Regions from separate parts of the Homo sapiens genome. Here all the other regions are linked to region 4. The links are chromatin loops, found by intact Hi-C in ENCODE. Cell type or tissue: heart right ventricle. All regions are shown on one strand.

The links. Hi-C counts contacts between places; a loop is a spot of excess contacts. Peaks named below come from ENCODE experiments on the same cell type or tissue, not always from the same donor. Only the 100,000 strongest peaks of a DNase experiment are listed, where the experiment ranks them.
Region 1: a loop joins it to region 4, with 2.3 times the contacts of the local background. A loop is called at or near these places in 36 of 110 quality-filtered maps.
Region 2: it touches region 4 in a loop (2.1-fold over the local background); 14 of 110 quality-filtered maps call a loop at or near these places.
Region 3: it touches region 4 in a loop (15-fold over the local background); 98 of 110 quality-filtered maps call a loop at or near these places.
Region 5: a loop joins it to region 4, with 4 times the contacts of the local background. A loop is called at or near these places in 29 of 110 quality-filtered maps.

Annotation. Positions count from the first base shown.
Region 1 is chr5:150,034,515-150,039,514 of GRCh38, reverse strand. HMGXB3 (HMG-box containing 3) reads right to left here. Exons shown (of 20, transcript NM_014983.3): 12 at 2,578-2,879; 13 at 1,988-2,115. Among named protein-coding and RNA genes, the nearest start is that of HMGXB3, 36 kb to the right of the region's middle. RefSeq lists enhancers at 3,919-4,128, 4,249-4,298. In heart right ventricle, no CTCF peak of the experiment used is centred here; a DNase peak (open chromatin) is centred at 2,773; H3K27ac peaks cover 880 bases.
Region 2 is chr5:150,042,029-150,047,028 of GRCh38, reverse strand. It overlaps HMGXB3 (HMG-box containing 3), which reads right to left. Exons shown (of 20, transcript NM_014983.3): 16 at 1,344-1,563. Among named protein-coding and RNA genes, the nearest start is that of CSF1R, 42 kb to the left of the region's middle. In heart right ventricle, no CTCF peak of the experiment used is centred here; no DNase peak of the experiment used is centred here; H3K27ac peaks cover 3,516 bases.
Region 3 is chr5:150,159,145-150,164,144 of GRCh38, reverse strand. No RefSeq gene overlaps it. Among named protein-coding and RNA genes, the nearest start is that of CDX1, 5.1 kb to the left of the region's middle. RefSeq lists enhancers at 2,310-3,219, 4,006-4,075. In heart right ventricle, CTCF peaks have their summits at 416 and 2,365 (motif pointing left); DNase peaks (open chromatin) are centred at 454, 2,354, 2,770, 4,052 and 1 weaker place; H3K4me3 peaks cover 65 bases; H3K27ac peaks cover 5,000 bases.
Region 4 is chr5:150,216,156-150,221,155 of GRCh38, reverse strand. It overlaps CAMK2A (calcium/calmodulin dependent protein kinase II alpha), which reads left to right. Exons shown (of 19, transcript NM_015981.4): 19 at 1-1,665. Among named protein-coding and RNA genes, the nearest start is that of SLC6A7, 29 kb to the right of the region's middle. In heart right ventricle, CTCF peaks have their summits at 2,602 and 2,809 (motif pointing right); a DNase peak (open chromatin) is centred at 2,815.
Region 5 is chr5:150,022,286-150,027,285 of GRCh38, reverse strand. HMGXB3 (HMG-box containing 3) reads right to left here. Exons shown (of 20, transcript NM_014983.3): 7 at 2,606-3,024; 8 at 405-580; 9 at 169-266. Among named protein-coding and RNA genes, the nearest start is that of HMGXB3, 24 kb to the right of the region's middle. In heart right ventricle, a CTCF peak has its summit at 2,525; no DNase peak of the experiment used is centred here; H3K4me3 peaks cover 504 bases; H3K27ac peaks cover 4,118 bases.

The DNA of each region.
Region 1 (5,000 bases), 180 kb after region 4:
CAAGTTTTTACCTATAAAATTGATAAACTTAAAAAAATTATAATATTTACAAAAACAAAGTCAACAGACAAACTTAATTATACTTCTATACTAGCAATGAATAGCTAGAAATTGAACCATGTCATTTAGCACTGAAAAAAAAAAGTAAAATACTTATATGTAAGTCTACCAAAATATGGGCAGGACCTATATGCTGAAACTAGAAAAACTGACAACCTATTAAAATGGAGAGAAAGACTATGGACTGGAAGATTCAACATTGTTAGGCATGTCAAAATTTCCCAAATTGATGTGTACAGATTGAACACAATCCAATTAAAATTCAAGCAGGACTTTGTAGATATTGACAAGCTGACTCTACAGTTTATACGGAGACACACCTATTAGAATGGCTGAAAAACAAAAACAGATAATGCTAAGTACTGGCATGTAGAGCAAACTGTAACTTTTACCCATTGTGGGAAGGAATGCAAAATGGTACAGCCACTTTGGTAATGCAGTTTTCTTATAAAATTAAACACACACTTACCACATGACCCAGCAATCTGACTCCTAGGTATTTACCCAAGAGAAATGAAAACTTAGGTTCACACAAAAGCTGGTACACAAATATTTGTAGCAGCTCTATTTGTAACTGCCAAACACCGGTAGCAAACCAAATATCCTCCCATGGGGAACAGCTAAACAACCTGTGGTACATCCACACCACAGAAAACTACTCCACAATAAAAAGGAATAAATCACTGATAAACACAATATGGATGACTCTCAAAGGATTAACTTACTGAAAGAAGCCAGACTCAAAAGGCTACGTGCCATAATTGCTTTCACATGACATTCTGGGAAAGAGAACACTATATGGATAAAGATGAGATCAAACAGTTACCAGAGGTTGGGGGAGAGGGATGGGTTTAAATACAAAGGAACAGTAAAAGAGAATGTTTTGGGTGATAGACCTGTTCTATATATTGATTGTGAAGGTAGTTACACCACTTAGTGCATCTGTCAGAACTTATGGAACTTGGAGCAACACACTTAACTACATGTAAATTTTAAAATACATGTTGACTAAATAAATATATAATCCTGAGTACTAGCCTGGATAGACAACAGGGTAATAGGCACTTTTGTTAACTGTTGGCAAGAGCATAAAATAGTACAAACTCAATCTAATAATATAAGACATTAAAAACATGAATTCAAAATAAAGCACCATTAAGTTCTAAGACAAAGAGAATACATCAAAAATACACTTTCATCTTCAGCACTCAATTCTACAAACAAAACTTAGGATTCAACCAAAGTCTTAAAATGGCTGGTACACGGTGAGTGTTCCACAAATGCCTGATGTTGATGAATAATAGGGGAGGAAAGGGTAAATGTGCAGCAATTCCACTTCTGAGTATTTGTCCAAAAGACAAATTAGGGCTGTACACAAAGACTGAATCACAAAAGTGTAAACTGGAGCACCATACATCCCTATAAAAATGGTCATGTACTTCTCTACTTGCTGGCACAGGAAGATGCCCACAATGTACCCCTAAGTTTAAAAAGCACATTCCAAAACAACATCTAGCACAACCGTACTTTTGTTCAAAGAAAGACTATAAACCTATACATCCTATAATTTCTTATATTCTGCACAGATGAATAAACATTTCTGGAAGATTGATCACACTGTTAAATAAGTGTTTATCTCATGGCAGTAGCAATGCTCTTGATTTTTTGTTTCCTCTTTTTATTTGTCTGCATTTTCCAGCCCTTCCACAATGAAGATCTGTTATTTTAAAGATCCCAGTTGAGAGCTTCAACACTTGAGAGGTAAAAGTCATCTTGTGGGACTAAGACATTTAGGAAGAAGACTCCCCCTTCCTCAGAAGCCCCATCTGAGAAGGCCCAGTCCTCAAAGGGCCAGAGGTCTCATCCATAGAGGCAGTTCCCAAGCCTGCTTTGGGATGCTCTGAGGGAAGAGAAGGTTGGCACCCACCTGTGTAGATGTCTATGAAGCTGTGCAGGGCCAGACAATGGGGGTTCAGACACATCTTCACCTGGGCAGTCACTGTCTGCAGACGGCTGGCTGTCAGCAGCCAGCACTCCTGGGGCCCAGCCAGGGAGCTAGTACCAGAAACATCACCAACAAAAAAAAAGAAGGGAAAGAGACTTCTTTATGGAGTTCCAGGGCTCAGTGATCAATGGCAAATTCTCATTTGCTGGAGCTTAGGATTTTCTAGGTAGGTATTTCCACTTTGTTGGAATCTGTGGAATCATCCCTACAATTAATGTAACTCTGAATTTATTACATAATTTAACCAATCCCAATGAACTCCCAAACCTAAACATTGTGTGGGGCAGTCCAGATGTAAACTAAATCCTAATCTGGTGATAACTTTCAGGCATTTCAACAGAAATGATAATTACCAATTATTACTTTACTTTCAGCAATCAGAAAGTTAAAGGAAGCCTAAAAACGGCAGAGAATAACATCTTCACAGTTATAGTTTTAATGTTTTCTGAAGAAAAGAGCAGTATGAGCCAAATGGGATGGGGTAGCTAGGGGCAGAGTTAAGGGGTGCTTACTTTTGTCCCCCTTTGAATAATGGGCTGCTACAGAGAAGGCACTGCGTGGACGGAGACTCATAATAATTCGACCAAGAGGTTTGCTCGATGGTGACTGTCTCCTCACTCACGTTGGACAAGATAAGTCGAGAGCTGTTGAGTTCATGAATCAAGGCGAAGACCTCAGCCAGCTCTGACTCATTCTCAGGAATCTGCAGGACTTTGCGCAGCAGCTGCAGTGTGGACTGGCGCTGGATCTCCCTCTGGGCTGTGCTCAGGGGCTCTGTGGCATTCAGTACATCTGGGAGTGGTGAGCTCACCTCCTGGGAAGAGAGTGGATTGATCACCAAGCACTCAGAGCAGAAAGAGCCAGCTTCAGGCTAAAATAATAAAAGTCTGGGAGCAGCAGACAGATGGGGCCCATGACTGATAGGTGGCAAACCTAGGTTCCTAACCAGCTCAGCTAATAACTCACTGTGTGACTAAAGGCTGGTTATTTTTCTCTGTGGGGCTCAGTTTCTCTACAGGTTGAGCACCCCAATCCAAAATGCTCTGAAATCTGAAATTTTTTGACCACTGAGACAACATTCAAGGGATATGCTCATTAGACATCTCAGATTTTGAATCACTGGATTAGGGATGCTCAAGCAGTATGTATTCTGCAAATATTGCAAATTATGAAATAATCCAAAACACTTCTGGTATCAAGCACTTCAGATACAGGATAGTCAACCTGTATCAGTAAATGAGAGGATTATATACAACTCTTGGTAATGGATTCAACACTTAGCTCTCATTCATCAGGTATGGGGTTTAGAGGATAACAGACCCAGGTTTCAGTTCTGGATATGCCACTTAACAGCTGTGTATGTGGGACCCAAGGCAATTTACTTAATCTTTCTGAGTCTCAATTTCCTCATCTGTGAAATGGGGCATAAAAATAGTAATCTCTTAGAGCCATTATACAGATTAAGTAAGATATTATAAGTAAAGCACTTAGCACAATGCCTATGGTGCAATGAAGGCTCTATGAATGATAGTTTTGATACATAAACAAGTATCTGCACTGCTTAAAGTTATCTGTCTTTAATTCTCGGTGGCTTCTGGGTACAAGGTAATTTTGTATACCAGTCAGAGGCTTCCAGGAACAATGTTCTGAAATACTCATTAAAAATAGGTCTTTCTCAAGCAGGTCTCTCTTCAATGGAGCTTCTCCCTGATCCTTTTTGCCAAGGCAGCATAAATCACTCCCCGCTTTGTGTTCTCTGAGTGCACCCCTTGACTGCAGAATTCATCATCTGACAGCTGCTAAACCACCACCCTCCCCGCTTCAGTAAGGGTAGGATTCTGCTTATTTACTGATTCCCAACCAGCATGATGCCTGAGACACACATAAGATACTGATTCATATGTGATGGACATATTATACATGGCTCTGTAGAAGTTAAATGCTTAATGCTATAGTTTGGATGTTTACCGTCTCCAAATCTCATGTTGAAATGTGATCCCCAACGTTGGAGGCAGGTCCTAAAGGGAGGTACTTGGGTCAGGGGGGCAGATCCCTCATGAGTAGATTATCGTGGGGCAGGAGCAAGGGAGGTGGTGAATGAGTTTCGCTTCCTTTTTCTGTATGTGATCTCTATGCATGCTGGCTCCCCTTGCCTTCCACCATGAGTGGAGGCAGTCTGAGGCCCTCACCAAAAAAGATGTTGGTACTATGGTTCTTGTACAGACTGCCAAATTATGAGCCACATAAACCTCTTTGCTTTATAAATTGCCTAGCCTCAGGTATTCTTTTATAGCAACACAAAACAGACTAGGACACTTAATAAGGAGCTTTTTATTAACTCCGCATACCTATGACAACTTTCATTTGTAATAGCTTGGTTATCTTTCTCTCCCACTAGACTGTAAGCTCTTCAAGGGAAAGGGCCACGTCCTATTCATCTCTGAAAGCCTGGCCCATAGCAGGCATTCAATATAGGCTGGCTGAGAGAATTAATTAATCAGTGGCTACAGAAGAGCTGACTAACACTAGAATGAGCTGCCCCGAGAGGCTGTGTGTTCTCAGTCATGACTATGAAACCACAGCTGGAAGACCACTTGGCAGGAATACTGTCCCGTGACTCTCGCCAGAGATGAAGGATAGAAAGGACTAAAGACCATTCCATCTCAGAGATGTGAAAACATCTGGCTACCAGGGGGCTCCAAATGACAACACACAAGAAGATCCCTGTGGTTCTGACCAGTGCTTTATTTTCTGGAAAGCAGTAATTACACTGTATTTCTCCAAACTTTAGGAGATTGGAAAGTGATGGAAGGTCTGCAGATGAGGGTCCTGGGGGTGGGCAGTTCTCAGTTAACCAAATACAGATGGATATAAGTTTAAGAGTGGGATTTGAAATTGGCAAGAGGTCCCTAGATAATTTCCTATGTCACCTGAG
Region 2 (5,000 bases), 170 kb after region 4:
CCTATAGTCTCAGCAACTTGGGAGGCTGAGACAGGAGAACTGCTTGAACCCGGAAGGCAGAGTTGCAGTGAGCCCAGATCACAACACTGCACTCCAGCCTGGGCAACAGAGCAGGACTCCGTCTCAAAAAAAAAAAAGATGCCTGGGCCCTTAAAATATTAGCAGGAATATGAGGTGGACCTCAGTATCTTTTTATTTTTATTTATTTATTTATTTTGAGACGGAGTCTCGCTCTGTCGCCCAGGCTGGAGTGCAGTGGCGCGATCTCGGCTCACTGCAATCTCCGCCTCCCGGGTTCACGCCATTCTCCTGCCTCAGCCTCCTGAGTAGCTGGGACTACAGGCGCCCGCCACCATGCCCGGCTAATTTTTTGTGTTTTTAGTAGAGATGGTGTTTCACCGTGTTAGCCAGGATGGTCTCGATCTCCTGACCTCGTGATCCGCCCGCCTGGGCCTCCCAAAGTGCTGGGATTACAGGCGTGAGCCACCGTGCCCAGCCTCAATATCTAATATTAGGAAGCACTGTTTGAGAACCAGTGGATCACAACATATTAAGTGATTACAATATCAATTGAGTGGGTCATATCCAAAAATTCAAAAATGAAATAAGATAGAAAATAAAGAAAAATACTGTTTTGGGAATGTTGTTTCAGTTATACACACTTGCATATGTACGAATATCATTCTGCGTCATGACACAAAATGTATTTCTCACTATGGGTTACAGTTAAAAAAGGCGGCTATCACTCTAACCGCATTAGCTCACTTTATCTTCAGTGATCTAGGAAGTGGGTAGCTATTATCGCACCCTCTTTGTAAAAGAAGCAACAGTGGCTTAGGGCAATGATGGGACCTGACAGAGGGTCACACAGCTAAGTGGCAAAGCTGGGAATCAAACTCAAGCTGTTAGAAACCTATCCTCTTACCCGCTAGTCCAGGGTTTCTCAATGTCTAATCCATAAAACTAGCTGCAAAACCCTCTGGGAGGCCTGTTTTGAAGGCAGATTCCTTGGCCTGCCCCTACACTTGCTCAATGAAAACCTTTGGGGATGGAGCCTTATCAGCATTTTTTATAGGAGTTCTGCTACTCAGTGTGTGTATCCCAGAAGGCTGACAATGAGCTGTGCGCCCCTGCTATGTAAGATGGAGGACAGCTCTTCAAAACTCTGCACCACAACTTTAAACTCTAGGGGATTTTGACACGGGCTGTTATTATCTTTCTGAAAGGAGTCCTGCAGCGGGGCCTGGCCCTCTCGCTACCACTGTGCTATCTTGCCATGGACAATGTCCCAGACTCTTGACTGAGCCCTTTTTTGACCCCAGTCAGCCACCAGGTGGCCTTACCAGGTACTGGCTGCACATCCAGGTTTTTGTCTTTCTCAGTGTTGACGACCACAGCTCCTCTCATGAGTGGTGGGAAGAAGGGGGCAATAACAGACGCATCAAATTTGGTGATAGGGATGCTGGCAGGAAATGCCACCTGCTCAATCACCTCTGTCTCCATCGTGGCCCAAAAGTCCTCCACATTTACCTCATTAGAGCCCAGGAATTCAGGCCAGGTGAACTAGAAGGTCAGGATAAAGAAGGTCAAACTGTGGGAGTCACAGAACATCAGCAACACAACAGCCTACCCCGTCATTATACACACAGGGAAGCCAAGGCTTGGTGAAGGGAAGTCAGACAGCCAGGCACTGCCACAGGGCCTTGAATTTGACAGCTCTGTACCCACCTGCCTTTTGGTCACATTTCTTTCCCTCACACCATAGTACTCTCCCAGACATGAATAGTTCCTAAATCCCTTCTGTTTCTATACCTTTGTTTATGTCATTTTCCCTGTCTTACAAAGAAAGTGGAGCTACCATTTGAGTACCTGTTATGTGCCAGACACTTTGTAATGAACTACTAAAAAACAAGTCTGGGGATGGCTGAGGTGAGTATTCAAGCACTCGAAGAGACAGAACAATCACGTCAACACAGGTCTAGTTCCAAAGCCCAAACCCTTACTGCTGATACCAGGCTGGCAAGAACGAGCAGAATCCTATTGAGTAAAATTCCAGCCATTTTCCAAGGCCCTGTGGATTGCCGACATCCTCCCACACATCATCAGCACACAGCTATCTCCTCTACCCAGGGCAGCATTTACTTATCTCTTATAGACATCTATTAATAGCGCTTGTGCTACTCAATTTTTCTTCTTGCAATGCCCTCTTATATGGCTCTCAAAACGTGACCCGGATCCTAATACCTCAATCACAGTTGTATAGCTTACTTATTAGAAATGTAAAAACCTTGGCCACATCTTGAGCTGTATGAACTAAACTCCTAATTTTGCATTTAAAAAAGTTTCCTCAGAGGAATGGTTCTCAAAGGGTGGTCCTGGACAAGCAGCAAGAGTATCATCTGACAACTTGTTAGAAATGCAAATTCCTGGCCCCACTCCAGATCTCCTGAGTCAGAAATCCTGTGGGTGGGACCCAGCAAGCCCTCCACTGTAAAAAGTTGTGAGAACCACTGCCCTATGTAGTTCTTATACCCACTAAAGTCCAAGAACCACTGCTCCCCATAAAGGCTCCTCTCCTCACCTTATTCCTCTTTGTTTGCCACCTCACAGGGGTGCTTAGTGCATGCTCTGTGTAAATGGCACACCTAGGGGAATGAGGCCAGCTGAGTCTATCCTCTCCACAAGGAGCAAGGGAACAGGAAATGCCAACCCAGTACACAAACTAACCACAGGGTCCTCCTTTATACAACTCCGAGAGAGGGGCTGACAAGTCTCTTCATGGATAACAGCATATTTAAGTTTTGTTCAATAACTTCCTGTTTTAGTTCACAGACTTCAGGATACTCTCTCCCCACACATACCACACTACTCTCCACACACAAAACAAAGAAGTACCTCTATGAAAGAAGTACCTGGTACCACTGAAGGAAAGAGACAAGCAAACTGAGAGTGAAGGGAATGCTACTCCATTCTGGGACAGAGGAGCCTTGATTGGGACAGGACGGGTGCCAGGCAGGACTAGGAGATGGCACCTTTGCAGGGAGGTGGGCCTCTGTCTATTCTTGGAAACCATAAACTTGCTGTGGCCAGATATGATCAGAAGAAACAGAACTCAGAGTCGTAGGAGGTACTGGTGAGAATGGCAGTGCTTAGGGTGCAGACTCCACAGTCAGCGGCTGAGAAAGAGCAAGGTCAATCTCAGCCCCACCCTTCTCTGGCTGGGTGAGCTTGGGCAAGGCCCTTGGGCTTCAGTGCCTATGTCTATAAAAACCTCATGGGGTTGTAGGGAAAATTAAGTCATATAGTAAAGCACTTAGCACAGATTAAGAACTTGGCATAGTAATAAAATGCTCAATAAATCTTAGCTGCATTATTATTAACACTACTACTAGGCAAGCGGATTTGAATCAATCTGGAAACAGCCTCTAGATGAGATAACACAAACAAAATGGTTTAGTTGCCTGGTTTCTTACTTGGGAAGTAAAAGACAGGACTATGCATTCAACCCTTAATATGTCTAGTGGTCCTGCCAGAATACACCAAAGCTGTTCTCTACAGGTTCTGCACCTGCCTGATCAGTGAACACATGAGATGCAAGTCCAGTACCTGAAAGTCAGCTCATGTCCCAGGCTCTTGTTTACTATGGTAGAGTTCAGAGATGGAAACCTCACACTCCTATGCAACTACTGGCATATTCAAGGCGCAGTCCCTGCCTGTGAGTGTAGACCAGACCTCATAGCATGATCACAGGGAAAAGTAATCTATGGGATTTTTTTTTAAACCCTAAAGAAGGTTAAGGAAGATTTCCTACTGTTCTGTTTGCTAAAAGTTTTATCATAAATATGGGTGTAGAATCATACTGGACAACTTTTTTTTCCCCATACATTTAATGAAATTATCATATAGGGTTTCCCCTTTAATCGGTTAAGTAGTGAATTACATTAACATATTTCCTACTGCTGAAACAACCTTGCTTTCCTGTGTTTAACTTTGTCATGATGCATTACTGTGTTAGATCTGATTTGCTATTATTTTATTCAGACTTTCATCTATATTCATGAGTATATTCAGCCCCAATTTCTTCTCTTACATCAAATGTCTGATTTGGTTTCCAAAGTTATACAACCTTATATGATGAGTTGGGGAAACATGCCCACTTTTGTTACTTGCCTATGTTTGGAATAATATTTCTTGGATATTTGTTCTAATTAATCTATGAAGCCATCTGAGTTTGATGTTATTATTGTGTGAAAATTTTTCAGTTCAGAACCTAAGTTAGCTCAGGTCACTCTTTTCCTCCAACCCCTTCAGTGGCTCTCCATTTCACTCTGTGTAAGTCCTTAAAATAGCCCATGTTACCCTACATAGCGTCGGCCTCCTGCACTGTCTGGACCTCATACACCCCACCACTCCCTCCCTCCCTCCCACACTCTGAGCTGCACCACTGGTCTCCTTGCTGGTCCTCAATCATACCCAGCAAGCCTTCCTCAGACCCTGTTCGAGCTGTTCCCTCTGCCTGGAATATTCCTCCACAAAGCCACATGGGTTTCAGATCTCTACTCAAATGCTACTGTATCAGAGGGGCCTTCCCCCCTCACTGCCCTCTATAAAATACAAATGCCCTTTCCCATGACACTGTTCTCTCTCTCTTACCCAGCTTTACTGTGCTTCACAGCACTCACTACTCCTGGACAGATATTTGTTTCCTGTGTCCTCCAAACCAGAAAGTGAGCTCCATGAGGACAGAAACTTTGTTTAACTACTATCTCCCAGGTGTCTAAAACATGCATTTAGTTTATGTTCAATATATTTACTATATATATTTTTTGATACTTATTCACTGGATAAATACATTTTTCAAGTGAGTAACTGAATAAACAAATGCCTCCATTTCCATCTGGCATTCCCTAAATGAAATCTTGGGCTGTGGGAGGAAAAACTCACTTGCCTCACCTAGACAGGACTGGAGCTATCCACCCCCTGGGGATATCATATAGGAA
Region 3 (5,000 bases), 57 kb after region 4:
CAGTAATTACAGTTGGGGTCTGGCGGGGGTGGACAGGTATGAATCAAATAATCACAAATAAAGGTAAAGTTACATCTTGGCAAGGGCCAGGAATAGGGAGATTTGACCCAGAGGGAGGAGTCAGGGAAGACTTGCAGGAGGAAGTGACACGTGAGTCAAGGCCCTGGGGAGTGGGGAAGGGCGGCAGGGGTCAAGGGTCAGTATGAACAGAGGCCCTGAGGCCCGAGGGGACACTTGTTCCCTTAGCACTTAAAGGCCAGTCTGGAGTGGTAGGGGCAAGAGAGGAGTCCGGCAAGGGGCAGAGCAGGCCCTGGTGGGACAAGCCTGATGAGGGTGTGGAAGGGTATTATCTAGGGGTAGAGTGGCGGAGGGCAGTGGCGGGAAGACAGCTGTGGCTGGTGTGTGGAGAATGAGCCAGAGGAGAGGCGGGGCGCCAGAGAGCAGCAGGAAGCCGGGAAGGGGTCCAGGAGTGGTGGAGATGGTGGCCAGAACTAGGTGGTGGCTGAGAGATGGGGGCCAAAGCGGCAGTCCCTTCCCAGCGGAGCAAAGTCTGTTGTCCTGATCAGGCAGAGGGCAGAGCCAGGGACCCGCACGACCTGGGGAGCCCCTCCAGCTGCTCTGTGGTCCCCTTAGTAGTGTGCCCTCCCAGGGTGGATGTCCCTCCCACTCCACGGACACATCCTGGATTGGGCCCCCACACTTCTGTGGATTCCCCTGTACTAGGCTTTCTGACTCCTAGCTCAGTTCTCTCTGAGATTTCAGGGTTTGGCCCTTGACATTTTGCTGGAGTAATAATAACAACAACAATAGCACTGCTGTGTATTAAGCATTTACTAAGTGCCAGGCATCATCCCAAGCCCTTTGCATGTGTTATCTCAGTTCCTCCTCACAGCAGCACAACGAGGTGGGGTTGATTGTTAGCCCCATTTTGCAGGGAGGAAGCTGGAGCTCAGAGAAGCAAAGTCATCTGCCTGAAGTCACACAGAAGTCAATATCCTAGCTGGAAGGTTTTTTTTATCTTTCTTTTTTTTTTTTTTTGAGACAGAGTTTTGCTATTGTTGCCCAGGCTGGAGTGCAGTGGAGCAATCTCGGCTCACTGCAGCCTCCGCTTCCCGGGTTCAAGCGATTGTCCTGCCTCAGCCTCCTGAGTAGGTGGGATTACAGGTGCCCGCCACCACGCCCGGCTAATTTTGTATTTTTAGTAGAGATGGGGTTTCTCCATGTTGGTCAGGCTGGTCTCGAACTCCTGACCTCAGGTGATCCACCCGCCTTGGCCTCCCAAAGTGCTGGGATTACAGGCGTGAGCCACCGTGCCGGGCCAAAGTTTCTCTTTCTTCTACATCTGGCCCCCGCTGCCAGGATAGCGAGCTGTGTGTGCCTCCCTGCCCCCTAGTTTGTTAGTTGGGATTTTGCTTAAACAAATAGCTGGTTCCTCTTCCTCCTCTGATTTCTTCATGCAAAAAAGCCTCTGCTCTCCCTTTGCCCTCAACCCTAGGTGGACCCCCTGTAGAAGTCCTGAGCCAGCCCCGATGTGGCATCCCCAGTTTCCCCCCAACCAGGACACTGTAACCTTGTTTAAATGACCCAGGCTGGGAGTCTGAAATTGCAGGTCTTCCCACCTTGGCTTCTGACTCGCCTTGTGACCCTGAGCCCCTGGGCCTCAGTCTCCCCCTGTGCTCTCTGGGACTGGGATAGCAGTCCAGCATGGCTCTGTGCGTGGAGAAGGCCCTGTCTACCCTGTCCTGTGGGCAGCCTCTTCCTCTCTGATATCGCCTGCCCCTAGGAGTGGCTGTTTATTGGACCCCTCCTTCCTCTGGCTCCTGGGTAGGCCCCTCTTCCCCCTGGAAGCCCTCCCTCCAGGCTGCTCTCACACACCCAGCCAGGGCCTCCTGGGGTGGGGCACAGAGCTGATGGCCTCATAAAGATCTTAGTGATAACTTGGTTTTTCAATCAGGTTTATGGCCCTAGAAGAGAAAAGTTTCTGGGCTCAGCTTTCTGTTGCAAATAGTTTGCCTAAGAGAAGCTGGTGGGCACCAGGGCCAGTGTTAGGCCCACTGCACTGCACTGCCAGCCTCTTGAAGCTCTCTCTGGACTGTAGTCCAAGGGCTTTGGATGGGGGGCCCATCCCAGCCAAGCCTTAGTCTCGCTCTGTGACCTTGGACACATTAACTCCCCTCTCTGAGTCCCTGCTTCCACCTCAGAATCGGGGATCTTAATTCCTGCCCTGCCCACCTCCAGGTAGGGACAGATGCGGGGGACTCCTGTGAGGCATCTTTGCCTTCCAGAGGCCTCTCTCCTCCCAACACCTTTCTTCTCCTCCTACCCCTCCAGGGGCTGGGGCCGCCACCTGCTGGCACTCCTGGGTACTGCTGGAGGACTCGCCGTACTGTTGCCTTGTCTCAGTAATGCCCGGATGCCACTGATTATCCTAGGGAAACAGAGGGGTAGGGAAGGGTGGCAGTCCCCAGGACACAGACACTTAGGTAGTAGAGGGGATGCTAGAACCAGAGGCCCAGGGCATAGATGTCCTTATCAGAGAAGCACTGTGTCTGACCCACCGTGCTGAGGAGGGTACAGAGGCCAGGGAAGGAAAAAGGCCATACTGTGAGTCAAGTGGCCAGGCACAGGCTGGGACACAGAAGCCCAAACTCCCTGTTGAGATGCATTCCTGCAGCCTCTCAGGTGGATAAAGAGTTGGGGGCAGCACGGAGTACGGGTGTGTGTGTGTGCAGTGTTCAGTCCATGATCGGCCACTGCAGCCTCCACACTCGTCCCATGCCTCCCTCCTGCCCCCTTTCGTCCATCCTCCACAGTGCACTTGGGTGACCTGGTCTCATCAGTCCCCTGTTTAAAATCCTGCAGTGGCCCCTACTGACCCTCAGGATAAAAGTCAGACTCCCTCGAGCCCACAAAGCCCTGATGCCTGGCCACTGACCACCTCTCCAATCTTCCATCCCACTGCCGGCTCTCTGCCTCAACCATTCTTTTCTCTTTGTTCGAACCCATCAAGATCTCTCTGGCCTCCAAGCTTTTGCAGATGCTTTTCCCCCTGCCTCGAACACTGTTCCTACTCCTGAATGTGTGTGGCCTCACAGGCCTGCTTCCTCCCCACAGAAGCCCTATTGTACCTGAACAAGAACTCCCATCCACCCAGCTCATTATTCTCTTTGTCTCTTTCATCACACTCATCACAATTTGATATTATTAATTTGTGGTTTCCTCGGTGTTTGCTTGTGAACTCTGTGAGGACAGGAGGACAGGGCACATAGTAGGTCCTCAATTAACTTCTATCGCATGGATGGATGGTTGGAGGAACAGTTATCTTAGTGATAACTGGGTGTTAGATGGAGAGGCCCCACCCTAGGCCTGCTGTGTGCCCTCAAAAAAGTTCTGGTGCTCTCCAGACCTTAGGAGCCAGTGTATTCAGTGAGGGTGAGGGCCCTGCTCTTCTGGGGATCTATGAGCCATCTGCGTGTACCAGATGGACACACTCAAGTTGCCCACGGTCCTGGGGCTGAGAGGGAGGCCAGCAAGGGGGCAAGGAGAGGCTGAATGGGCAGTGTCTTGAAGCCTTTATCTCCTGGGACCCTGGCAGACCTCGGTGGCTACAGTCTGGCTCAGTAAGACAGTCCTAAGAATCTAGGGAGGGAATGTGGCCCAAGGCCCCTGCTGGTCTTTTGCCCACTCAGAAAGCCACTACACTGAGTGTCCAGGAGGTAGGGGGACAGTTCCCACTCTGTGCCTCTCTGGCTCCCCAGCCACAGGCACAAGGATCTACGTGCTCTGCTCAGGGCATGCATGGGTGGAAGGACACTGAGCTGGGGATCAGGAGTCCTGTATTCTAGCTTCCCTCAGCCCCACCGTGAACCTCAGACAAGTCCCCTCCACTCTCTGGGCCTCAGTGTCCATGCCAGCAGAAGGGACATATCTTAGGGTCCTGACGTCTAAGATGACTGTGTGAGCGCCTGGGGTATGTGTGCTGCTTCCTCATCACCCCCCACCCCCACCCCACAACTCTGCCTGGGGAGCCTGGGAGTGGGGGCAGAGCCAGGAGCGTGGGAGAGCCAGATGTGGTGGCCGCTGCCCTGCCTGAGTGAGGGCTGAGCGGCCTCCTGGGAATTCTCCCACTCAGGCTCCCTTTCCGGTTCCCTCCCCCTGCCCCACTGAGAGCAGCAACTTCCGGCTCTGACAAGCGTGGGTGGGGGAGGGGGGTCTTAGCACGGGGGTCTGTTCAGCCTGGTTCCCTCCTCTGGGGAAGAGCATGGGCTTATGAGTCTAGACAGAAAGCCTCGGTTCCAGTCCCAGTCTGTGGCTGACACATCACAAGGCCTTGCACAAGTTCCTTTCCATCACTGGCCTCAGTCATACCGGCTGTGTAATGAGCATGTTGGTGAGCTTCCCTCCAGCCCTGATGGTGGACTTCTATGACAGCAGCTCTTGGTAACACCTGAGGATCAGTCACCTTTTTTTTTTTTTTTGAGATGGAGTTTCACTCTTGTTGCCCAGACTGGAGTGCAATGGCGCCATCTCAGCTCACCACAACGTCTGCCTCCCGGGTTCAAGCAATTCTCTGGCCTCAGCCTCCCGAGTAGCTGGGATTACAGGCATGCACCACCACACCCAGCTAATTTTGTATTTTTAGTGGAGACTGGGTTTCTCCATGTTGGCCAGGCTGGTCTCAAACTCCTGACCTCAGGTGATCCACCCACCTTGGCCTCCCAAAGTGCTGGGATTATAGACGTGAGCCACCGCGCCCAGCTGGATCAGTCACCTTTTGTGGCACTTTCTTGTTTTGCTCGAGGCTTGACAAAATGCCTGTGGGCATGGCTTATTCAGGTCTCTCCACAACCCTGTGAGGTAGGCACATGTGTCCCCATTTCACAGTTGAAGGTACTGAGGCTCAGAGAGCTCAGGTCATATCATCTCCCAGCGTCACATGGCTGGGAAGTGGTGGAGCTGGGTTGGAGCTGCCAACATCAGAGTCCAGACATTTAACTCTT
Region 4 (5,000 bases):
AACCAATCTACATGTTTTGGACTAAAAAAAAAAATAGAGGTTGTATTCTCAGTGTCCGACTCGGAATTATGTTGCTGCCTCTCTGTGCTTTTGGCCTCTGTGTGGCCGTGTTTTGCCAGCATGAGATACTGTCCCCTCTGGAGGATTTTAGGGGAGGAAGAGCCACGTCCCCAGGGATTGGAGGAGGCTCCGGTACCCTCGACCCTCCTGGGTGTTGGTTGGAGCAGAACTGGTGAGGATGTTTGATCCGAGATTTTCTGAGCTCTCCCCAATCACCAGCTGTCTGCTGGGTTCTTTTCTCAAGTCCTGCTGCCCAGGCCCAGGTGAGACAGGCAACGCCAGGTCTGCAGGCCAGGAGAGATGCTGCCCAGGCCTCCTGGTTTCCAAGCTGGTCCATCACTGGCCTCTGTCCTTGGCAGAGACCTTGCTGCCCAGGCCCAGGGGCAGGCTCTTGGCCTGCCCCAGGCCCAGAGGGCTTCCCAGTAAGGCCCAGTGATCCCATTATCCCAGGGGCAAAACCACCTGTCCCCTTTTGAGCTGCCAGTTCCCTACAGCCATCCCCAGTCAAGGGTGAGGGTGTGGCCTTCACCAGGGGCTGCTGTAATTACCGAGCAAGGTCTGAGCTCTTCTTCAGCCTCAGTTCCCTCATTGGTTAAAAGGGTTCTTTGTTCCCATCCAGCCGATGAAGGAGCAAACGTCTGGCTATGTGAAGCCTAATTTACCTGCAGGAACTGGCAGGGATAGTCACTGGCTGGACTCCTGTTTACTTCTAGACCTGGTCAGGCTCCATCCCCTCCCCCACCTGCCCCTGATTCCCCTCGTCGGTGCCTGTCAACTGCTTTTCAGCAGTGGACTGCAGGGGAAAGAGCAGTGATTTGGGGTGAGTAGGCTTCAATTCCCAGCTCTGACCAGACTTGCTGTGTGACCTTGGGCAAGTTCCTTTCCCTCTTTGGAGCTTGGTTTCCCTGCCAGAGGAAACTGAGCTGGAGGAGCCTGAGGTCCTGCCTTTCATTGGCTGACACACCTCCTGTCCACTGTGTCACTCTCCAAGTGCCAGAGAAGTGGAGGCAGATCGCTACCCCAGGCTGAGATGGCCCCCACTGTGAAGGCCACGCCTGTGGGTGGGCAGCCACCTGGTGCCACCACAGGGCACCAGGGATGATCCTGATGTGGCAGGCAGGGGAGACTCACAGAAAAATCTGCCCAGAGCCTACCCTCACCAGACAAACTCTGTGCTCCTCCAAAACATCCTTTAGATGCAAAATAATAATAATAATAATAATAAATAAATAAATAAAAATCCAAACCCAAGTCAAAACCTTGGCTCCAGCATGAAAACACGTTTACAGGAAAGTGTTCTCCTGGGTTTGTGCCCACCATGGTGCGAATCCTGACCCAAGGCCTCCTGTCTCCCTTCAAAGGGAGACCCTTTTGGGGGATGAGTTTGCCAGACTCCCCGTGCTGGTTTCTTTGTTACTATTTGTTTGGGGTTTTGTTTTAGTTCTTTTTTTTTTTCTTTTCTTTTTTAAAAATATGTGGCTGTGAACTTGAATGAACACTGCTCAAACTTTCTGCTATTGGGGGGGGCGGGTGGGATGGGAAGAAGGGGCGTTTGTTTTATTCTTGGTGTTTTCAGTGCAATAAATAGCTACAAACTTCTGTGCACTCTGTGTGTCCCTGTCTTGGTCAAGCCCCTGAGCTGGGAGGTTTTTGTTAGTTTCCAGTTCCAGATCTGCCCCATGGCAAAATAAAAGTCCTGGTCTTCATTCTGATTGGACCAACTGTGGTCACATGCTCAAGGCTGAGCCAGTCACTGTGGGATTATGCCTGGACCACATGCCCCACCTGTAGAGCCAGGGATGGGGTCAGCTTTCTCCCAGGCACATGGGGGTACCCTCAACAAGAGCAAAGGGGTGGCTATGGGTTGCCTGAGCAGCCAAGAGCTAAAGCCTCTCTTGGGCCCTGGGGCAAGGTTCTTCTCCTCTGGGCCTCAGTTTCCCTGTACAATGTGGAGGTTATTCCACAAGTCCCCCACCCATTCTCTTCCCTCAGCCCAGCCTCACAGATGAGTGCTCAGGACTCACCATGCCAGAGAGTGCTTTAAAGAATGGGGAAGGGGAGGAAGGGTCTCTTTACCCATAAACATATGTCTGGACCTAGTGCCTGGGACACTTTGGTCCTTGGAGCCCGAGCTGCTGGCTTCTGGCAGGGCAGAGCCAAAGTGGTGATGCAGAGGCTTTGGCCACCTTCAGGCCACGGTAGAGTGGCCAACCTTCCCAGATACCTGTGTGAGATTTTCAGTGCTCAAAACAGGACAGCACCAGGCCAACCAGACAAGCTGGTCACCCATCCATTGCCCAGAGGCCTGGATGCCACGGGGCCAAGGAAAGGTGCCCATCGGAGCCCACAGTTCCCTCTAGACCATACTCCGGGTGCCTGGCACTCCAGAATCCCTGCACCAGCTGCCTTCCGGGTCTATCCTCACTGCTGGTGTGTGGAATGGCCAGGGGCAGTGTCTATAGGGAGTGTGCCCCTTGCACACAGGGGAGGACCTTCACAGTAAGAACACAGGCCAAGGCTGAGAAAAGCAAGAGAGGCTTGGGGGCTTCCATTTGCCACCTTTGCGGATGATGTTTTAAATTTGAATTAGATGCCAATAGTAAAAAATGAAGAGTTTTTTATTATTGCGGACATCACCGATGTCCTCAAGGGTTTAGTGGCAGGCGTCCTCCCAGCCCTGCCTTCACTTGCCCCAGTGGCTCCTGCCTGGCCCCTGCAGAAAGCTTTGAGGGCTTGGGTGGTCATTGTGTCCCTTCACCAGCAGGTGGCAGCACAGGAGCAGGTTTCAGGCAGTCCTTGGCCCTAGTACGTCTACCATGCCCTGTGAGATATCCTTTAACTCTCAAAAAGTACCGACTCCACTTAAAACACTATTATTATCTCACAGGAGAATGATGCTCTACAGTTCACAAAGTGCTTTCACAACACCTCTTGTCCTAGTTACAACAGTCCTATTTTGAAGATGAAAATGATGAGACTCAAAGGCAAAGAGACTTCTTGCAAGACTCTGACCAGTGCTCACCCCAGCCTTCTAACTCAGAGCACAGTGCTCTGTTCCCTCCAGGGGCCTCCCCTGCCCTGGTCGGTGCTGCCCTGTCCCTGGTCTCTGGACAGCCAGCGAGGAGTGACTGGGATTCTTAGGACCTCCTCCCCTTTTGACACTCTGTCCCCTTCCAGCTACTGTCTTCTCTCTCGGTTGTCTACACCCACAGTCTCCATACTCCAAAGGGCACTGCAGAGGGCCATTTCCCTTGCATTTTCCCACTGAGCGCACTGTGACACCTTCTCACCCTTCAGGACATGGCTCCAGCATCTTCTCTGGGAAGTTCCCTCACCCTCCCCAGCCTCCCCCGTCCCTGGGCTAGGTCCCTCCATGGGCTTCCACAATCTGCTCCACCTTCCTCACCACAGATCTCTGGTTTGAAGTCACCTAAGCAAGTTTCTGCAGAACTGTGTGCTCCTTGAAGGCAGGACAGCATCTTGTCCGTGCTCCGGATGTACGTGGCAGATACTGTCATTCTTGCATAGAGAAGACCCCTAGCAGATGTGCCCCTGGAATGAAGGAGGAGTGGAGGCTGTGTGGGCATGAGTATTCCACCCACCCAGAAATAACAACGGTTAACAGTGGGAACTGACTGAGTGCCAGGCACGCCCCACCTCTTTTATAGGTGCTCTCTCAATCTTCAGCATACCCCTCCACTGAGGGCACTACTATTCTCTTTATTCCGTTAATAAGAAGGTGCCCAGAGGAAAGGAACCCACCCAAGATGGCCCAGGGCACGAGGGAGGGAGGTGAGATTGAGGCTCTCAGCTGCTGTGAACACCTGCTTCCCACACCTGCTTCCCACACCTGCTTCCCTGGGGCATGCTGTGGCTGGGCTGGGCTCCAAGGAGGGCTCAGTGATAAGCTAGACCTGTCTCATGACTTCTGTCCCCCAAGAATCTCTGATGCCATTCCAGACAGTGAGAGACATGCAAAGAGCAAGAACTCAAGGAAGGCTGGGATGGGGGCTGGATCTGGAGGTGCAAAGTGTGCAGGAGCCCAGAGGAAGGAGAAGGAGAGATGGTGACTGGGCTGGATAAAACTTCGTGGGGTGCTTGATGGGATGGAGGCAGGGAGAGTGTGGAGGCCAGAGCAAAGGCTGGGAGCCCAGAACTGTGGCGGCAGGGTGAGCAGAACAGGCTTGGGAGGAGGCCATGGGGGCCGGAGGTGTCTAAGGGCTGAGTGAGCCCCGAATCTGCCATGATGTGGTGCCTTCTCAGGGCATGGGTTGTGCTAAATCTTTCAGGAAACATCCCCTGGCAGGTGCTGGGGGGTGTGCATAGGGCAGGGTGGGGCAGGTCCAGTCCCGTGGAAATGCCCTCTCCTTGTCCTTCCTCCTGGGACCAGCCCTGCCCTCCCTTCTCCACCCAGGGCCACCAAAGTCTCAGAGGCCACTTCCCTCAGGACGCCCTGGCCCAGCCATTCCTTCCCAGACCCAGGGCCTCAACTGGAGGTGGAGGGAGCTGGAGGGGGATGACTCCTTCCTTCCAGGAGAAAAGGGAGGACTGTCAGCATCCTCTCCCAAAGTGACCTTGGAGGAGTCACATCCCCTCTCTGGGCCTTCGTTTCCTCATATTACAATGACACTGAACCTGTGGGCCCCATATGTGAGAACTGAGCTGGCTGCTGCAGATTCACCAGGGAGTTTGCTAAACACACAGATGTTTTGGGCCCCACCCTCACAGAATAAGAGCCATTCTTCTGGGCAGGGGTCCAGGCAGCTGTAGTTTTAGTAAAAGCCCAGGTTTGGGAATTTGCATGGAGCATCCCTTCCCCCTCCCCGCATTGTCCCCACCCCGTTTCCACAGTCACAATGGCAGCCTGAAGATGCAGTTATCAGGGAGCCCCACCCCAGGCTTCCCACTTCCCTGTCCTCCCCTGACTCAGCTAGATCAAT
Region 5 (5,000 bases), 190 kb after region 4:
TAAGTTTTAAGAAATTACTTAAAAAACAGATAAATCATTCATGTTAACCTCCACCCAGAGGTCTGCCAACGTGTAAGAAATGGGATGTGCCTTTACCTATAGCTTTGATACATTACATGGAAGCAGCCAGACCCTCAAACAGCTCCCACTCTGGAAAATGGGCCTTACCTTCACCTCACCAGGGCCAGATGGCTGTTGAATGGGCTGGCCCAGCTGCTTCAGTGTGCTTGGCTTCAGACCACAAGTCCTCACAGAGGGAGTCTTATCTGAGAGAACCAGGAGCCAAACTGGTGACTTAAGTGCATTCAGAGTCTCCCCAAGTCTCTATGTCCGTTCTCAACCCCCCACTCCTGTCCCTTTCCTGTCAGACAGCCCCTCCATCCCAGGTATGTCCCAGCCCTTACCACTCAGGGAAAAGGCCTGCCTGGCCCTGGGCAGTCCCATGCTGCTGCCTCGCCCCACGTTAACTGGGGCTGGCAAAATTGCTCTCATGGGTCTTGCTGCAGCCAGTAATGAGGGCTTGCCCCGTGCTCTGCCTTTAAGCTCTGGAGCTCTGGACCCAGGGGTAAGCAGGTCAGCTCTGAAAAGAATAAGAAGAGAAATCTGGAAATTCTGGAACAAAGGGAAGAAAACCAAAGCGCAATCTCTACATAGTGCTTTCTTAGAGGATAGTATTGGGGTTAAACTGTCAAGCTTTAGACAGATTGAGTTCAAATTCAACCACTAAATAGCTGTGTGGCCCTGGACAAGTAATTTCATTCTTCTGTTAACTTCAAGTTTCTAATATGTAAAATGGAACAGTAATTACCTATACAGTATGGGGTCATTGCGAAGACACAGAAGTGTAAAACGATGTCTACAGCGTGTAATGCCAATCGCTATTATAGCTGTAACATCTAATCTACCTCTAGTTAGAGCATATACTTATGACAGCAGCTTAGAGACCCTAGAGAACAGAGTCCATGTTTGCTTCATCTTTGCAGCACCAATGTTGAGCACATGGCCTATACCACAGAGGAGGCCTCAATAAACATTTGCTAGAGTGATTTACGTGTCTCAAACAAAAGGTCTAAAGTGCACAGCTTCATCCTTTAAATATACAAAACCATCGCCAAAGTATATTGCTACATGATTTTTTTTAAAAAAAGCAAGATGGGGCCGGGCGCGGTAGCTCACGCCTGTAATCCCAGCACTTTGGGAGGCCAAGGCGGGTGGATCACAAGGTCAGGAGATCAAGACCATCCTGGCTAACACGGTGAAACTCCGTCTCTACTAAAAATACAAAAAATTAGCCAGGCGTGGTGGCAGGTGCCTGCAGTCCCAGCTACTCGGGAGGCTGAGGCAGGAGAATGGCATGGACCCGGGAGGCGGAGCTTGCAGTGAGACGAGATGGCGCCACTCCAGCCTGGGCGACAGAGCGAGATTCCATCCCAAAAAAAAGCAAGATGTATTTGGGAGGCCAAGGCGGGCGGATCACCTGAGCCCAGGAGTTCAAGACCAGTCTGGGCAACATGGCAAAACCCCATCTCTACAAAAAAAAAAATACAAAAATTAGCCAGGTGTGGTAGTGCGTGCCTGTAGTCCCAGCTACTCCAGAGGCTGAGGTGGGAAGATCGATTGAGCCTGGGAGGATGAGGCTTCAGGGAGCTGTGTTCGCACCACTGCACTCCAGACTGAATGACAAAGAGAGATCCTGTCTCAAACAATAAAAATAAACATAAAAATAAAAAACAAGATGTAGAAGTATGTATGTTGTGCTATGATTTGTGTTAAAAAAAAAATGGGAAAAATATATATACACACACACACATACATATTTGCATACAAGGTATACAAGGTATTCTTATTTTTCCAGGAAAAGCCAGCCAAAGTTAAAAGTGGAATTGGCTTCTGGTGTTCATTGCGGGCACAATTGTTACCAGTTGAGAACCATTGATACAAATAAGGGTCTTCAGTTACAAGAACACAACTTCCTCAGGGAAGGGATATACACAGAATCCAATTAAGCATTTAAGGAGGAAAAGGGGAGAAAAAGATAGTGACTTCCTCCGACTTGCAAGGTACTTGGTTGCATGTTTTATATACAATCTTCAGTTTGTACAGTCAGCCTGTGAGGATAAGATTTTCTAATATCCAACTCAAGATTCTTCAGAGGAGAGAACTGAGGTGAAGAGACATGAAGTGACAATGCCCAAAGTCAAACAGAAGCCAGAAACAGTCAGAACCAGTACTGAGTTCTCTGACTATAAGGCCAGAACTCTTTCTACAGGATGCTTTAATAAAGATTCTCTTTCCAAATCCAGTATCCAGGACTGGTAACTCATAGTTTTAATACTGCCCAGAGCCTATACCAGCAAGACTCTAATTAATGCTTTAGGGAGACTGACAAGAAGAGATGTGTAAGTAATCTGACAGCAGTACATGAATAGCAGAGTCCGGGGGAAGGGACAATCTTTATATATCTCTAGGCCTTGGTTTCTGTATCTCTAAAACAGGAACCATTGCCTGGTCTCTGCTGCCTCTCTCAGGCATGCTGTACAGACATGAGATAAAAGAAACATGGGGCATTTCCAAAGCCCTATATTATACAAACACACTGACTTACCCTGTAGGTTTTTTAGGAGCAGGGAGTGGACTGGAGGTACTTGTCCCCTCGGATGGTGTTGGTACGTCTGCTCCAGGACTGTCATTGTCAGTTGTCCCCAGAGTGACCTCAGGCTGCACACCACTTTTGACGACTGGCGTCTTAGTGACTGCTGTACCACAATTCCCGGGAGCTTCCTTAACCAAAACATGGGCATCGGAGATGATCACTTCCTCCCACTCACTCTCCTCACCTACTTCTCTGGGAGGAGCTACGTTCAGGAGCTGGCTTACAGCTTCCGAATTCTCCAGAGTCAGTTTGGAGGCATTTTCCTTAGAGGAATTTTGCTCAGTGGTGACAGGTTGCTGATTTCTTTTCACCACAGAGCCTTTGGAAGAGACGCCAGAAGCCAATTCCACTTTTACTTTGGCTGGCTTTTCCTAGAAAAATAAGAATACCTTGTATACATAAGGGATTTTACAGTTGATGACATTCACAAACATTCTCTCATTTTTAATAACATATGGGCAATAAATAAGGAAACTAAGGTCCATGAAAGGAAGAAGTTAACTTAAGATCTCAAGTGTAAAACTAGCCTGAATCTAAGTTTTCTGGCTACAGGTTCCTTTCACTATAGCATTAAATGCCTTCGTTTGAATAAAACTGTTCATCTTCTAATGAATTCTTATTGAAAAGCTTCTCCAGGTTTCATCAACCAAATGTTGGCATTTTTTAGGTTTACATTTAGTTTTACATTATTCAAAGGCTACTTCTGTGTGTCTAGAAAGAGGGTGACATACTGCCATACAGGGCCTAAAAGCCCTAAGTTGTTCACCTTGGTGGTCCTTTTATGAGATTCAGTTAATCCCAATGTGGCCGCAACCTCATGTGGACAGATTCAAATTTTCCCATCTCCTTTGGGAAAAATTCTGTTTTTTGTCCCAGATTCTTTAAGGAGAGTCTTAAGAATGACTTGCACATATGTCACATACTTTGCACTGGATCAAATTAACTCATGCATTATTATGTGCTACAAATATTCAAACTCACTAAAAATGGCAGCTGCTATTTCAGCTAGACCTGGCTTTAAAAAGTCCTTGGTGTCTTAGCTTTTATCCAATTAGCACTGCAGTGGAAATAATAGTATTATATATACACACATACGCTTTTAAAAATGTTTTTAAATAGTGGTTGTCTTCAGAAAGGTTTTCTACCCACCATGTATATCATAAAGGGCACTGTAAACTAGGAAACATAAAGGCTGGGTTCTATCAAGCTTAGCTCCACTCCTAATTAGTTATGTGGTATAAGGCAAGCTTCAATTGAATCCTCATTTCCCCTTATGAAATAGCAAAGGGTTGGGCTCTCAGTATTTGTCAACAGGAGCCAGACAGCATTTTGGGTGACCTAATTCTATAGTGTGTAGGACCTCCCTGCACATTACAGAAAGTTTAGTGTCTGTGCCAATGTCACTAAATTTCAATGATTTATCTCCCAGTCGCTTACTACCCAAAAACCCCTCAACATTTCCAAAGCCATCTGCATACTGCACTTCTAGTTCAGAACTGGTAACAGCCAGGCGTCATGGCTCATGCCCGTGATCCTAAGTCTTTGGGAAACTGAGGCAAGAGGCTCACCTAAGCCCAGGAGTTCAAGACCAGTTTGGGAAACATGGCAAGACCACATCTCTACAAAAAAAAAAAAAAAAAAAAAAATTAGCCAGGCATGGTGGTATGCAGCCTGTGTGCCTGTGTTCCCAGCTACTCGAGAGGCTGAGGTGGCAGGATCACTTGACCCCAGGAGGCTGAGGCTGCATGAGCTGTATTCATGCCTGGGTGACAGAGCGAGACCCTGTCCCTGTCTGGAAAAAAAAAAAAAAAAAAAGAGCCAGTAACAGGTGACCTCTTAAGAGCTCTTTGGTAAAGCATTCTCAGATTCTAACACATAATAGCCCCTAAGAGTGAGTTAACATGGAGAAAAATTCCAAGTCAAGTGCACAGAGCTTATTTACTGCAGGAGAGGGAAAATTTAGCAGAAAAACAGGAGACTAAACTCATTTTTTGAGATAAGATTTTTGAGCAAACACTGCCTACTAAGTAGGCTATTTTAGACAAAAATCACCACAGAAAGATTGGGTAATTTAAGCAATCTGAGCAAAACAACTCTACCTGGTGATCTCACATTTCATTAACTCAGCCTACTCATTTTAGATGTTACTTTCAAAATTCTCTGAGGCTGCAGGCTCAGAGAGACCTCAACTGCTGCCATCAGAGAGCCTTAAGAATGAAGCCTTGAGCTAAACAGCCTTATATACTATCTTTTGTTTTATCCAACTCATTGGGAACTATGCCACATATTTCTTGGGCTAATTTTAGCCAGTATGAACTCTAGAACAATACAACAAAAGGTGAGTCAT